2 separate regions of the Homo sapiens genome follow, and region 2 is linked to region 1. A link is a contact called in ENCODE Hi-C data. All regions are on one chromosome and are shown on one strand. Each heading gives the region's core, a stretch centred on a gene start or an enhancer-like site at or near the end of the contact. The rest is flanking DNA. Distances are from core to core; before and after follow the strand shown. Region 1 has its middle 92 kb from the start of OTOS. Region 2 holds the start of KIF1A (kinesin family member 1A).

Region 1 (6,275 bases), core at 1,948-4,447:
ATCTTTCCATCTCTATCTGAAATGCATGCTTCCTCAACTCCTTAGCAGTGAGGGTGCAGGCATGGGACATTGATTCTCCAGAATATTGCACCTGCCCATTTCTTGGATGCCAACGTGGGAAGTATCGGTGGCAGCTGCAGGTGGAGAGGCTGGGCCCTGTGACAACCTGACAGTAGAGGTGTGGCTTGTCACCAGTCTCAAAGGTACCAGTGCTAATGGCAAGGATGACAACAGGATGCCACTGCAATGGTTGGGTCGGATATTTTTTCAGACAAACATTTGGAATGATAAAGAATGGACTGTTCCCAGGGGACTTGAGGGGAAAATTGGCAAGGGTGTTGAAGACGATGGGGAAAGAGGCTGGGCTGCAAGAAAGCCATGGTGGAAGGGAACAGTCAGAAGACGCAGCCAGAGAACAGCGAGGCTGGGGGTCCCAGCAGAGGGGAGAGGTGCCTCAGCGATGGTCCAGGGAGGGAGAGCAGAAATGACAGAACAGTGAGTGTTGCTGGAGCGGAGGGGTCCGGCTGGTGTGCTGAGAGTTCCCAGGGAGAGCACCACCCTCTTTCAGAATGACAGGAGGAGTCAGATACAGAGGAAGACTAGGAGGGTCAGGATGTCTCTCAGGGTCTCAGGAGGGAAAGTGACACACAGATTGGAGGGGGAAGTGTGTCTTAGCAGATGGCCCTAGCTGCAAGGAAACAGCTGGCTTCATTCAACTGTGAAGAAGTGAAGAAGGGAAGGGGCCTGGGGGCAGGGAAGGTCTTCCCCATTCTGAATTCTGTGGAGTGAAAAACGGGCTTCGGTATAGCAGGAGCAGGGGATGAACTGCAGGGAAGGCAGTGTGTTTTCCACCGAAACTGCATCCCTGGGACATCCAGGGCTGCATGGAAGGAAGCCAAGCAGTAGGCCCAGCTCTGCTGGGGGTCCAGGGACTGGCTAAGGGGTCAGCAGATCTTCCACCAGGGGGAAGGGCAGGGGTGTCCACCAAAGGAACTGGCCCCAACTGGGTTGGCTGGACCTCCACGGAAACCTCCCTGGCTCTGACGCTAGAAAAGCTTTTAGTAAAAATAGACACCTACTACTTACTGGAAGAATAAAAGTCACGGTGCAGAGAGACTATGTTTTAATATGATGAATATCCCTTAACATAACACCCCACATTATACCTAACAGTGAACTCCAGGGAAATGGCCCTTAAAAATCAGAAATTAAAAACAGGTGTTTGCCAACTGCATTAAGATTGAACAGGCTGGGCCGGGCGCGGTGGCTCACACCTGTTATCCCAGCACTTTGGGAGGCCAAGGTGGGCGGATCACAAGGTCAGGAGATCGAGACCATCCTGGCCAACATGATGAAACCTCGTCTCTACTAAAAATATAAAAAATTAGCCGGGCTTGGTGGCAGGTGCCTGTAGTCCCAGCTACTCAGGAGGCTGAGGCAGGAGGATGGCATGAACCCAGGAGGCGGAGCTTGCAGTGAGCCGAGATCGTGCCATTGCACTCCAGCCTGGGCGACAAAGCGAGACTCTATCTCAAAAAACAACAACAACAACAAAAAGATTTAACAGGCCGGAGGATGTCGATGCCATGAGTCATGAACCCATCCTGCCTCTCACCCTGGCAACTGGCAACGGGACCTCCAAAAGCAGGAGGTAATGGCTTTGGCACCCAGAAACGCACAAGACAGAGAGCTATGGTTTCCCCAGTGTCTGGTCCTTGGAGGCTCCATGTGACCTAATTACACGCTGCCTTCCAAGCCTGATTGAGAGCAGAGGTGGTCAGGATGCTCAAAGCCCCTCCCAGACATTCTGTCCAGCCAGCAGCAGACCCACCAGTCCCCGCTCACCTATGCAGATGAGTGGCACTGTGCCACTTGCTCAGATGGAGCAGTCAGTAAGTAGCCAAGGGCATCTGGGTTGCAGACCTCAGTTTGAAAAAAAAAGGGAAGCAGGCGTTCGTCCAACATCACCCAGTACTGAAGACGCACCTTCCCTGTGCCAGGCATGGCCCTGGAGCTGAGCACGTCACTGACCAAAACAGACCAACAGTACCACCCTGGAGGGACTCATCTGTCTCCCAGGGAGTCGGCTTTGTTGGGGCCAGGAACCAGCCACCTTTGGGACCCTCCAGTGGCCAAGCCTGGAACCCTCTCTCAGGTGCCACCTGCCTGGGGACTGCGCAACAGTGCTGAGTGAAGGTGAAGCTTGGGAAGCCTCTCCCACAGGTGAGGCTATGTTGTTCTGCAAATCTACAAAGACAGATGACCAGGAGGGACCGCGGCAGGCAGCGCCTTCAGGCTGGGCGCAGACCCTTGAGTGTGAGCAGCAAGGAATCGACGGGAACAGACTGGGAGAAGGGCCCTGCACGCCCGCAGCTCTGCCCTGCACCTTCTGTTCAGAGATCACTTCTCATCAGGAGGCTGCGAAGGGAACTGGTGCTCCAGCTAAGGGTGGTCCCACAGGGTGACCTTGTCTGTCCTGAAACGGAAGCTGTTGTACTAGACTGGGTGCCACAGAATTTAACGTATACCCAATGGCCATACCCAGGCCTGCAGGTTTATGTCCCCGTGACTTTCAATATGCCCAGCTTGTCCTAGCTGCTTCACTAGGAAGTCCTGAGCCTCCGACAGGACACTTTCTGGGAGAATCACAGAGGCGTGTCTCTAGCGAGCGGCTTCCACTCTTTCTTCCAGACAGCCCGATTTCCCCACATGCACCTGGGCCTTGAGAACAGTCCCTGGAGGAGCATCCGACACTAGCAGGCCCAGGAGAACCACATCAGTCCCTCTCTTTGGGCAGCAGCCCTCCCCCTGCTGGGCTGGACTTCGCCCTCGTGGCACAGCGGGCAATTCTGAGCCAAAGCCAAAATGCCAGCTCCCAGCCTCCTAGGAAGGACGGGTCTGTGCGGAAGGCTCTGCGGCCGGCTCTGCCCCCAGGGCTCCCAGCAGCGGGCTCCCGAGGCCTGGCTTCTCCCGGAGGAGACCCCAGCTTCTCCAGCGTTCTTACATTTCTGTATTTCAGACCCAAATAGACCTTGTTCCAGGTTCTCAATGTCCTCCCCAGGGTGGGGCTGGTGGAGGCCTCCAGGTCCTGGGGTGTGTGTGGGCTGCTGGAGGGCAGGCCCGAGACCCAAAGGCGCGTCTCCCTCACCCGCCTCGCCGACACCAGGGGGCGCTGGAGCTCAGCAAAGGGCCCGGAGGCCGCTCTGAAACTCAGGCCTTAAAATACAGGCAGGATCAGCCTTTGGAGCCCTCCCTGCCGGCCGGGCCTGCCCGGCGCCCAGTCAGCGTGCTGCCGGGCCTGTGCCCCTGACGGACCTGGCACAAGGGGGCACCCAGGGGTCTGCAGCCGGATGATGCGAGCTCAGGCCTCCCCCACCTGGGGTGAGACGCCCCCATCCCATCAGCGCACCCCTGCAGCAGGGAAGCATAAGCCTGGCTGCGGCCCCGCCCACAGCACCTCTCTGGTCCAGCCCCGCCCACAGCACCTCCACCTCCAGCCCCGCCCACAGCACCTCCCCTCTCCAGCCCCACCCACGGCGCCTCCCTTCTCCGGCCCCGCCCACAGCACCTCCCCCACTTCAACCCCACCCACAGCACCTCCCTCCTCCCCGGCTGCAGCTCTCCCCTCAAGCCCCGCCCACAGCCCCACAGCACCTCCCCACAGCCCTGCCCACAACACCTCCCCCTCCAGCCCCACCCACAGCACCTCCACCTCAGACCCCGCCCACAGCACCTCCCGCCTCCAGCCCTGCCCATAATACCCCCCTCCTCTGACCCCGCCCACAGTGTCTCCCCCCTCTGGCCCACCCACAGTGCCTCCCCCTCCAGCTCCTCCCACAGCACTCCCTCCTCCGACCCTGCCCACAGCATCTACCCCTCCAACCCCGCCCACAGCACCTCCCTCCTCCGGCCCTGCCCACAGTGCCTCGCCCCTCCCGCCCCATCCACAGTGCCTCTTTCCTCTGGCCCCGCCCACAGCACCCTGATCCTCCAGCCCCACCCACAGTCCCCCCCTCCAACTCCGTGGCTGCAGCCCCGCCCTCAGCACCTCCCTCCTCGGGGGGTGCCGCAGGACCTGGGACGCACCTGATGTTTCTGGGGGGGAAGGGGCACCCTTCTGCAGTTTGCATTGGTCACCTTAACAGCGGGGCACTGTGGTCACAGATCAAGTCCTAAAGGAAAGTAAACCTCTGTTCAGTGGCCAGGGAGGAAACAGGTTGTGAGAAATAACGGAACATTCTTCAGACAGGACAACAATTCGGAGTCTTACACCATCCCAGGTTTTTTGACACGAGGGCTGTCCCCGCGTTGCTCTCCCTGGGCCTGTGGCACCCACTTGCTGGCTAAGGTTAGGACCCACCCTGGGGCGCCTGCCCAGCGGTGACTGTGTCCACAGCACTCTGGGTGGCACCTGCCCAGCTACTTCTGGTTGTGCCCTGGTCACACAGGCATGGTTGGGGCAGAGTGTGGCAGGTGCTGCCTGCACCAGAGCTCCCCATGTGCCAGGCTTGGTGCCCACGTGTGCTGGTGATGCTCTCACCTGGTCCTCAGTGCAGTGGAATGCGGGACACACTGTCACAGCCTCAATTTACAGCTGGGGAAGCTGAACCCCAGAGGAGTTTGGTGACCTATCCAAAGTCACACCGTCTGGAAGTGGCTGAGCCATCATCTACCAATGCCTGTGAGCTTGAGCTCACGTCTCCAAGAGGGTGCAAGCCTGGGTAAGCAGGGACTTGCTCAGCCTCCAAGGAAAACCCACACCTGCAGCAAATGGCTCCAGGTTCAGGCTGGCCCCCGACTCTGTGAAACCACAATGACCAGCCCTGGGATGTTAAGCTCTGGATCGGAAGAGGAGAGGTCAAGAGAGCAAAATCCTGCAAGCCATGAGCCGTGGGAAATGAGTGAGGTGCTGGTTATTACGGAATGTGCCCAGCCTGACGTGATCACACACAGACACAGGCCTCTGGGGGTGGTGCTCCCAGCTGACCTCTGCAGGATCTCTGCACCCTGAATGGCAGGTCCACGTATCATTGCTCTTGCATGTCCCTCACTACCCCAGGAAATGGCCACCAAATCCCCCAAATCACCCTGGACACCAACACTGAACACAGAATGCTTTTGGATTCCCTAAGGTACAAAGGAAATCTTGGTAACTTCTTTCCCCAGGTTGCCTTAGCTTTCAGGGTTTCCGTGAGCTGTGAGCTCACCTGTGCGTCCTGGCCAGCTGCAGAGCACTGCAAGACCTAAAAGGAGGGAGAAGAATGGGCTTGTGGGGCATGGCTGGGCTGCGGCTCTATATGCAGCAGTGAGGAGATTTCATCATGGCCTTGGGCTGCAGACCCCGGCTTCCTGGCATTTCTCATGCACCCTCCTGAGCCCCAGGTGCTGGGTTACATGTCAGTGTGGAGACTACACCCCGTGACCCAGGCACATGCCCTCGAAGGCTGGTTCTTGAGGGCCAGCTTTGGGAGGACAGGTGAGGGCTCAGGGGTGACAGAACACCTACCTGGGGTTCAACAGGCCACCCCCAGTCCTGGAGCCCCTGCTGCTGTCACCCCACCGGCCCAGGCCAAGGACTGCACTTCTCCTTGCAGTGGACCCCTATGAGCGTGCTGTGACCCCCTCACAAGGTCACCGTACCTGTCTGGCCCCAGCTGCAACCTGCCTGGGAGCAGGTCTAAAAACAGGCCCTGCTGCTGGGTGACTGGGCAACTGATCCGGGTTGGGGCGAGGGTGTGGCCGCCACCCGAGGCCGCCCTGTGTCTGGGCAGGTCTCAACTCTTCCTCTGATTCTCCCTCTGTCCCCGAGGAGCTCTCGGTCCCCGAGCCCGGTCAATACCTGAGCCAGGCATTCTTAACCTCCTGTGCACCGAGGCCCCATGGCAGGTAGTGAAAGTTAGGGACCCCTCATCAGAATAATGTTTTTAGGTGCATAAAATAAAATGCATAGAATCGCAAAGGAAACGCATTGCATTGAAATTGTTAGCACAGGTGAGAGCTGAGTTTTCCGCAGAGTGAGGTGCAGGCTCTTCTATCAACGCGTCACCTGGGGTGTACTCAGCAGTTTGAGCAGTGCTGGGCACCTCGCTGCCTGGGGATCCTGGCCACAGCTGCAGTGATGGGAAGACACTATGGCTTCTTCTGGAACCGAGTCACCTTCTTCCATGCTCACAATGGAAGGAGTACCATGTCAGCTTAGCTGAGCAATGGGACAGTTTCTCCCCATGCATGCTCAGGGGAGTGGCCACCCGGAACCTTCTCCCTCCAGCTCCCCT
Region 2 (6,275 bases), core at 21-2,520, 590 kb after region 1:
CTGGGGGAAAGTCCCTATTCCCGGGGACGTGGGCGCGCATCGGGTCCGCGCCGGGCGACGTCGCGCTCGCGCCCAGCAGGCCCCATGACTTGGCATTCCCTCCTTCCCCTCCCCCTCCCGCCCCTGCGGCCGGCAGGGCCCCCCCAACCCCACCTACCGGCGCCCAGCGCCCCGCTCCTGCGGACCCTCCCTCCCGGCGGGGATGCTGCCCCGGCCCTTCCCAGCGAGAGGGCAGCGCGGCTGGTTTGGGGGAAGTCAGCGTGAGGAGCGGCTTAAAGCGGGAGTGCGAAGGTCTTCGCGGCCACTGTTCCTTCGTGTCATCCGAGCCCGGGCGCCGGGGGCGCGCCGCCAGCCTAGACCCTGCGGCCCCGCAGCCCCTCCCTCGCCGCCGGGCCACACCTGTTACAGGGGCGCTGGCTGCTGAGACGCAGGCAGTGCTCGCCGGCGGCCCCTCCCAGGTGCTGGGTCTTTCTGGAAGGGAGCTGGGGTCTCTGGCGTGGGAGGGGGTGATGGGCAGGCCGGCCGTGCAACGAAGCGGGTGGCCAGGCCCCAACGCCGCAGCCCCCGCCCCGCCCGCCTGTTTTGCTCCCGGCTCCAGCATCCGCCCTCCCCCACCCCGGGAACCGGAGCAGCTGCCCGCGCCCGGCCGCCCTGCGCGCTCTCCCCTCGGGCCGAGGCGCTGCAGCCGCGCACCCTCCCAGGTGCGGCGTCAGCGTCCTCAGCCCCGCTCACCATCCCTCCCCTCCCCCGCCGTCTGGGCGCAGCCCCTCCCGCAGCCCCGCCGGTGGCTCCTCTCCAGGGAAGCGGAATAGCCGGGGAAGGGCGGGGGTATCCCGATCCCGCCGGCCGGGCGAGCCCTCCCGAGGGCGACCCCCGCCCGCCTAAGCCGAGGGTCCCGCTGCAGCCGAGATCGCGGCAAAGGGACCTTTTCCAGCGGCACCTGAAGGGCGGACACCCCTGAATTTCCCCCATTGTTCTCTGCGGAGATGGAGGAAGGTCTGGAAGTGAAGGGGCCTCGCAGTGCCTGCGCTTTGGGCGGCAACAAGGGCGCCGGGCCGGAGCTCCCCGCCCTGGGCGCAGTGGGTGCAGGTGCGGGCTGCGGGCGCGGGCTGCCGGGCGCAGGTGCGGGGCGAGGGGCGCGGGCGCGGGAGGCCGGGCGGGCGGCGGCCTTACCTCTCCGGCGTCACTGGCGGCGGCCCCGCATGGGCACTGGCATGGGCGCGGGCTCTCGAGCCCGGAGCTGCTGCCGCTCGCCGGCTGCTCTGCGCTGTGACGGCGCCGCCGCGTGACGGGCTGCGCGCCCCCGGCCCGGACCGCCCCGCGCCCCTCCCGAGGCGCTGGTTGGCTGCGCGCGGCGTCCGAGCTCCAGTCGCCAGCTGGTTTGTCGCGCGGGGAGAGGGACGGGCGACGCGGCCGCCGCGGGGATGGGGCTGGGGACGGAGGGGGCCGGGGCCGGGCTGTGACGTCACCGCTGACACCGCGGCGGGCCCCGCGGAGGGTGGGGGACCGACACCCGGCTCGGACGCAGCGTCCCCTCCCCCGGCGTGCCCCTGAGACCTCGCGGGGGAGGGACCCGGCGGCGCCCCGTCCCGAAGCCCCGCGTGCACCTGAACTTGCCCGCGGACCCCTCGCCGGGCCGTCCCCCACCCTGGCCCCTTTCGAGTGAAATCGTAAAACGTCCACCTGCCCCCGCTCTGAGCCAGCGACAGACGCATCGTGGGGGGCGGGCGGGGCTGGGGAGGGAGGGCTCCTTGCGCCAGGGATGCTGGCTCCGGGTGTAACAGGTGCGCGGTGAAATCGCATCTTGTGTCGGGGCCGGGGCGCCGGGGGAAGAGCAGCAGTGACCCAGGCCCTCCCCGCCGGATGATGCAACCCGCCCGCGGACCCGCCGCCTCGCCTCTACCGCGGCTCGTGGGGACCCCCCGCCCTCCTCTCGCCCCACCTCTCCAGGCCCCCATTGTCCTCACCCCAGCCTGTCCAGTTTAACTTCCTTGGACCCCCAAGTCACACGCCGCTCGGGGGCCACCCCGGCAAACCCCAGCCTGCGTCACCCGCCCCCAGCCGCCTTCCTAGTTCCAGGGGCTGACTGGTATCTCTGTGCGCGCCACCGTCCTCCCTCCACCGTCCCAGGGCTGGGCAACTTCGACAAAGCCTCTGGGCAGCTCGCCCATGGGAACCTCCCCGCACTGCGGTGCGGGGGTGCACGGATTTCGGGCCACCCTGAACCCCGGGGCTGGGTCCCCTCCAGCCCAGCCCCTGCCATCGAGCCCCTGCCATGGGCATCCTGGCGTCGCCTGGCTAAGCCTCCCTGGCGCCCAGCAGGGGCCTGCGCTGCCCTAGCGGCCTCGCCGTTAACCATTTCATCCACACTCCTGGGAGAGCCGGCTTCACCTCAGTCCCGACAGCTGCGTGCGAGCGCCTTGCAGGTGGCTGGGGGAGATTCACATCCACTTCTGCAAGACACGGGCCCCCCACTCCCAGCCCCAGCCCCGCCGAAACCAGCTAGACAGCTCCTCCTCCTTCACTATTTCCTGGAACCGCCGGCATGAAAGAGAAATCAATTGTTCTTCCTAACCCTGGCAGAAACAATAAAACCATCTGGGCTTCTGGGGCTGGGGTCTTTATCACCTCCGTTTTCCTCATGCTTTTTAATCTGGCAAGTTCTCTATTTCTCGAGGCAATAGACATTTTTCTAGGAATTAATCTATTTCACGTTAATATTTAAATGACTAGCATATCTTTTTTTCTTTATATTCTGGCTTTTTATGGTTTTGTTTGTTTGTTTTGACAGGGTCTTGCTCTGTCTCCCAGGTTGGAGTACAGTGGTGCCATCTTGGCTCACTGCAGCCTCAGCCTCCCCAGCTCAAGCAATCCTCCCACCTCAGCCTCCCTAGTAGCTGGAACTACAAGTGTGTGCCACCACGCCCAGCTAATTTTAGCATTTTTTGTAGAGACAGGATTTTGCCCTGTTGCACAGGCTGGTCTCAAACTCCTGAGGTCAAGCCATCCACCCACCTCGGCATCCCAAAGTGCTGGGATTACTGGCATGCATTTGGCCTGTATTTTGTTTTTTGCATTTTTCTCTTTTAATATTTTTAAATATTTTCAGAGCTCCAACTTTTAGTTCTGTTAAACGTCTTTCCCGTTATTTCATTTGCTTCTGTCTTTCTGTATTATTTCCTTCCTTTGTGGTTCTTTGGATTTGATCTGTTCCTCTGTCTTGAACCAAATGCTTAGCTCCTTTTTAAGCCTTCTGATTTTCCAATAGATCTACTGTATTAAAAGCTACAAAATTCCTTCTACAGAACTGTCTTGGCTGAGTCTCACAAATTTGGACATAAAATGTTTTCATTATCATTCATATCTAATATTTTCTACTGTTCCTGATGATCTCCTTTTAAACCCAGGGTTATTTAATAATGTTATTTACTTTTCAATAGTGTTTCTTTAATTATAACCTTTTGTTACCAGGTTCTAATTTAATTGCATTGTTGTCAGAGAACAAGTCTGTATTCAGTCAAGATCCTGGCAGGAAGCAGATGGCACACTCAAATTGGGTAATTTGAGAAGGGTTTGATAAAGAGACTATTGATAAAGGTGTGGGCAGGAGGTCGGAGAGCCCCAGGGGCTTGGTGGCACTGCAGCCTTACTGCCTGCAGGGAGCGGGGCGGGCAGAAGCAGAGGCTCAGGTGGAGGGGTGCAGCCAGCCAGAGTTTCCTAGGAAGGGAGCCAGGGCAGCAAACCCTGGACCTCACTCTCCCTCTTCCCCTGATCTGGTAGTGCTTTGGCTGAACCCAAGGGGAAGCTGGAGGTCAGGGGCACCCAAGGAGTATGGTGCATTTCGGGTGGTCTCCTGAAGAATGGGCAAAGGGAACTTAGAAGCACAAACAGAAACTAGCTGCCCAGTCTGCATGGCCCTGTGCCTCTGGAATTCATTGAGGCTTCTTTAGGTCCTAACACATAGTCTATTTCATACATGTTCTACCTGTGTTCAAAATGGTTGTACTCTCTGCTTGATGGGCAGAGAGTTCTCTATATTATGTATTAGTTCAAAATTATTAATTCTTGACTCAGTAAGGTAAGATCCCAGATAGAAAAGCTTTTTAAGGTTATTAATCATTTTGATCAGGATTTGGAGATTTCTGCTAATTTTTGTCAATGTGAACTATGCTTATTATTTTTTAAAATTTCCAGTTAGAATTGTTAAAATATCTGCTTCTCCCAGCAGTTCCGGCACATGTTGCTTGCTGTGTATTGTGGCCATATTTTTAGATATTAGAATGATTGTGATAGACATGCATTATCATTCTGTGGCTCCTTGCGCCCATATGTATGTGTGCCCTTCTTTGTCTGGCGTTTGGAGTTTTTAAATTTTTTGCCTTAAATTTGAATGTCATACATTACATGTCAATCCAGTTTTCTTTGGTTCATATTTGCTTGCTATGTCTTTTGCCAACTTTCTTATTTTAAGCTTTTTGTATCTTTTTAAAGCGTATCTCTTTTAGGCAACCCATTGTGTAAATTTTTAAATGTAATCTGTCTCTGCCTTTTAATTGGAATTTAACCCACTTACATTTACAGCAATTACTGTTATATCAAGACTAAGCTTTGCTGCCTGTTCCCTGACTGCTCCTCATCAAAGACAGAGTCTGAGATACCAGTGCTGGCCCCTCCGTCCCACTCAAGACCCCTCCGACGGGCAGCTTTATCAGGGACACCCATCAGCTTGGCCGAAAGCTTCTGGGAGGGGGACTGCAGTCTGAGACTCTTCCTACCCAAGCCCCTTCCTTCCCTGTCTCTTTTGCAGGCCTCAGACCTGCCTCAGGATCTGAAGCTCTTCTGCCTGCACCTGCTCCCTCCCCTCTATCCTGCATGGGCTTACTCCCAATCACCACTCGCCCCTCCTCTAATGCCACAGAGACATGGACTGACATGGATCCCCGGGGAGCATGTTTTTCTCTCCAGCTGGCCATATTCCTTGGGCGTCGAGTGACTCTGGCCTGTGAGCGCCCAGTGGTGTCGGGACAGCAGCTGCTCTACTGGCAGCCTGCAGTGGGGAGGCACAGAAGCCAGGCCCATACAGGGAAGGCCTGGAGTGCAGGCTCCTTCCTGAAACTGATCACCACTCCTTGCTGCCTCCCTCCCCAGAGCCCACAGAGGAGCCACTTCCCTACCTTGTGCTGCATCATGCTGTAGCATCTGAGAGGAGGCTCTCTGGACAGCTCTCTGTTGTCTCCAGGGCCGTCCCACCCAGGAGGACCTCGCAGCTCCCTAACAGTCCCCGTGATGGCTTCCTGTGGTCCAGGCCATCCCAAGACGGGCAGGAGAGCAGGACTAAACTGTGTCTCTCCTGCCCGTCCCCCTTGCCCTGGCTGCAGCCTCCACCCACTTCACAGACCTCATCTATTTTTCCAGTGGGAAAAGGCCCAGTAACAGAACATGCGGGGCCCAGTGCAAAATGAAATAAAGCCGCCTTGTTCAAAAGCCTGGCAAAGTGCAGTTAAAGGTGCTAAATATACAAACCTCTTCCTCCATTCCCCAGGCTCTCTTGATTAGCCATGGTGTTTTCTTGCTATTTAATGCCATTCTAAGTAAAGAAAATTAAAATTTTAAATTGCTAGCATGAATTTTACTCTTCAGCTTTCTATCGTAGAATGCCAGTTTTAAATGCAGATAGAAGAGCTTTCAACTCATACACCGAATCACTGAAATTACACAGCTCATATTTCCTAGTTCATCTGTGTGTGTTTTCTGTTCTTACCAGAACAATGAAAACCATGCACACTACTCACTTGCCTGCTTCTATTTCACTTCTTGATGCTGGCACCAACATTCTCTGCCTCCCGCTTACTGATGAGGAAGGAGGGATAAAAGGAGAACTCTGGGTCTTCCTGTCTTTCCCTTTCCTTCCATGCCACCATTTCAGTGAAAGTGCTCGGCTAATACAGGGAAGTAAAATGAGTAAGAAAAGATACAACAGGGGTCCCATGTCCTTTGTGTTCCTTAGAACACCATTGCCCCCTTTCTGTATTTGGAACAAGTTCTGGTTGAAATGGAAAACGTGGCCTTTCTGGGCTGTCTCATGCCACGCCCACTGGGCTGCAGGCATGACCTGCTCTACCTGGCACTGGAGTGAGTCTTGCTGAACTCCATACCATGGCACTGTGAACACTAGATCAGGATGGGGCTGCAGGAGCAGGCAGAGATTTGTGCGTCTCCTCTGCACCTGCCTCAATATGCCATCGGCAACACAAAACACAAAAGATGAAATTATT

The links. Hi-C counts contacts between places; a loop is a spot of excess contacts on that map. Pooled maps may share reads with other maps.
Region 2: a pooled map shows a loop between it and region 1 (2.1-fold over the local background). The contact joins the promoter of KIF1A here to the enhancer-like site in region 1. A Hi-C loop is called at or near these places in 1 of 168 maps with a recorded cell type or tissue (naive thymus-derived CD4-positive, alpha-beta T cell), 3 of 37 single-sample maps with no recorded cell type and 12 of 50 pooled maps.

The regions. Positions count from the first base shown.
Region 1 is chr2:240,229,899-240,236,173 of GRCh38, forward strand. No RefSeq gene overlaps it. Among named protein-coding and RNA genes, the nearest start is that of OTOS, 92 kb to the left of the region's middle. RefSeq lists silencers at 3,256-3,465, 3,816-3,865 and enhancers at 3,808-4,349, 5,596-6,096, 6,225-6,275. Within about 2 kb of position 3,198, at least 20 of the 41 ENCODE cell types and tissues checked have a DNase peak (open chromatin) inside an H3K27ac peak, as active enhancers do.
Region 2 is chr2:240,818,949-240,825,223 of GRCh38, forward strand. It overlaps KIF1A (kinesin family member 1A), which reads right to left and starts at 1,271. Exons shown (of 49, transcript NM_001244008.2): 1 at 1,174-1,271. RefSeq lists an enhancer at 1,683-2,257.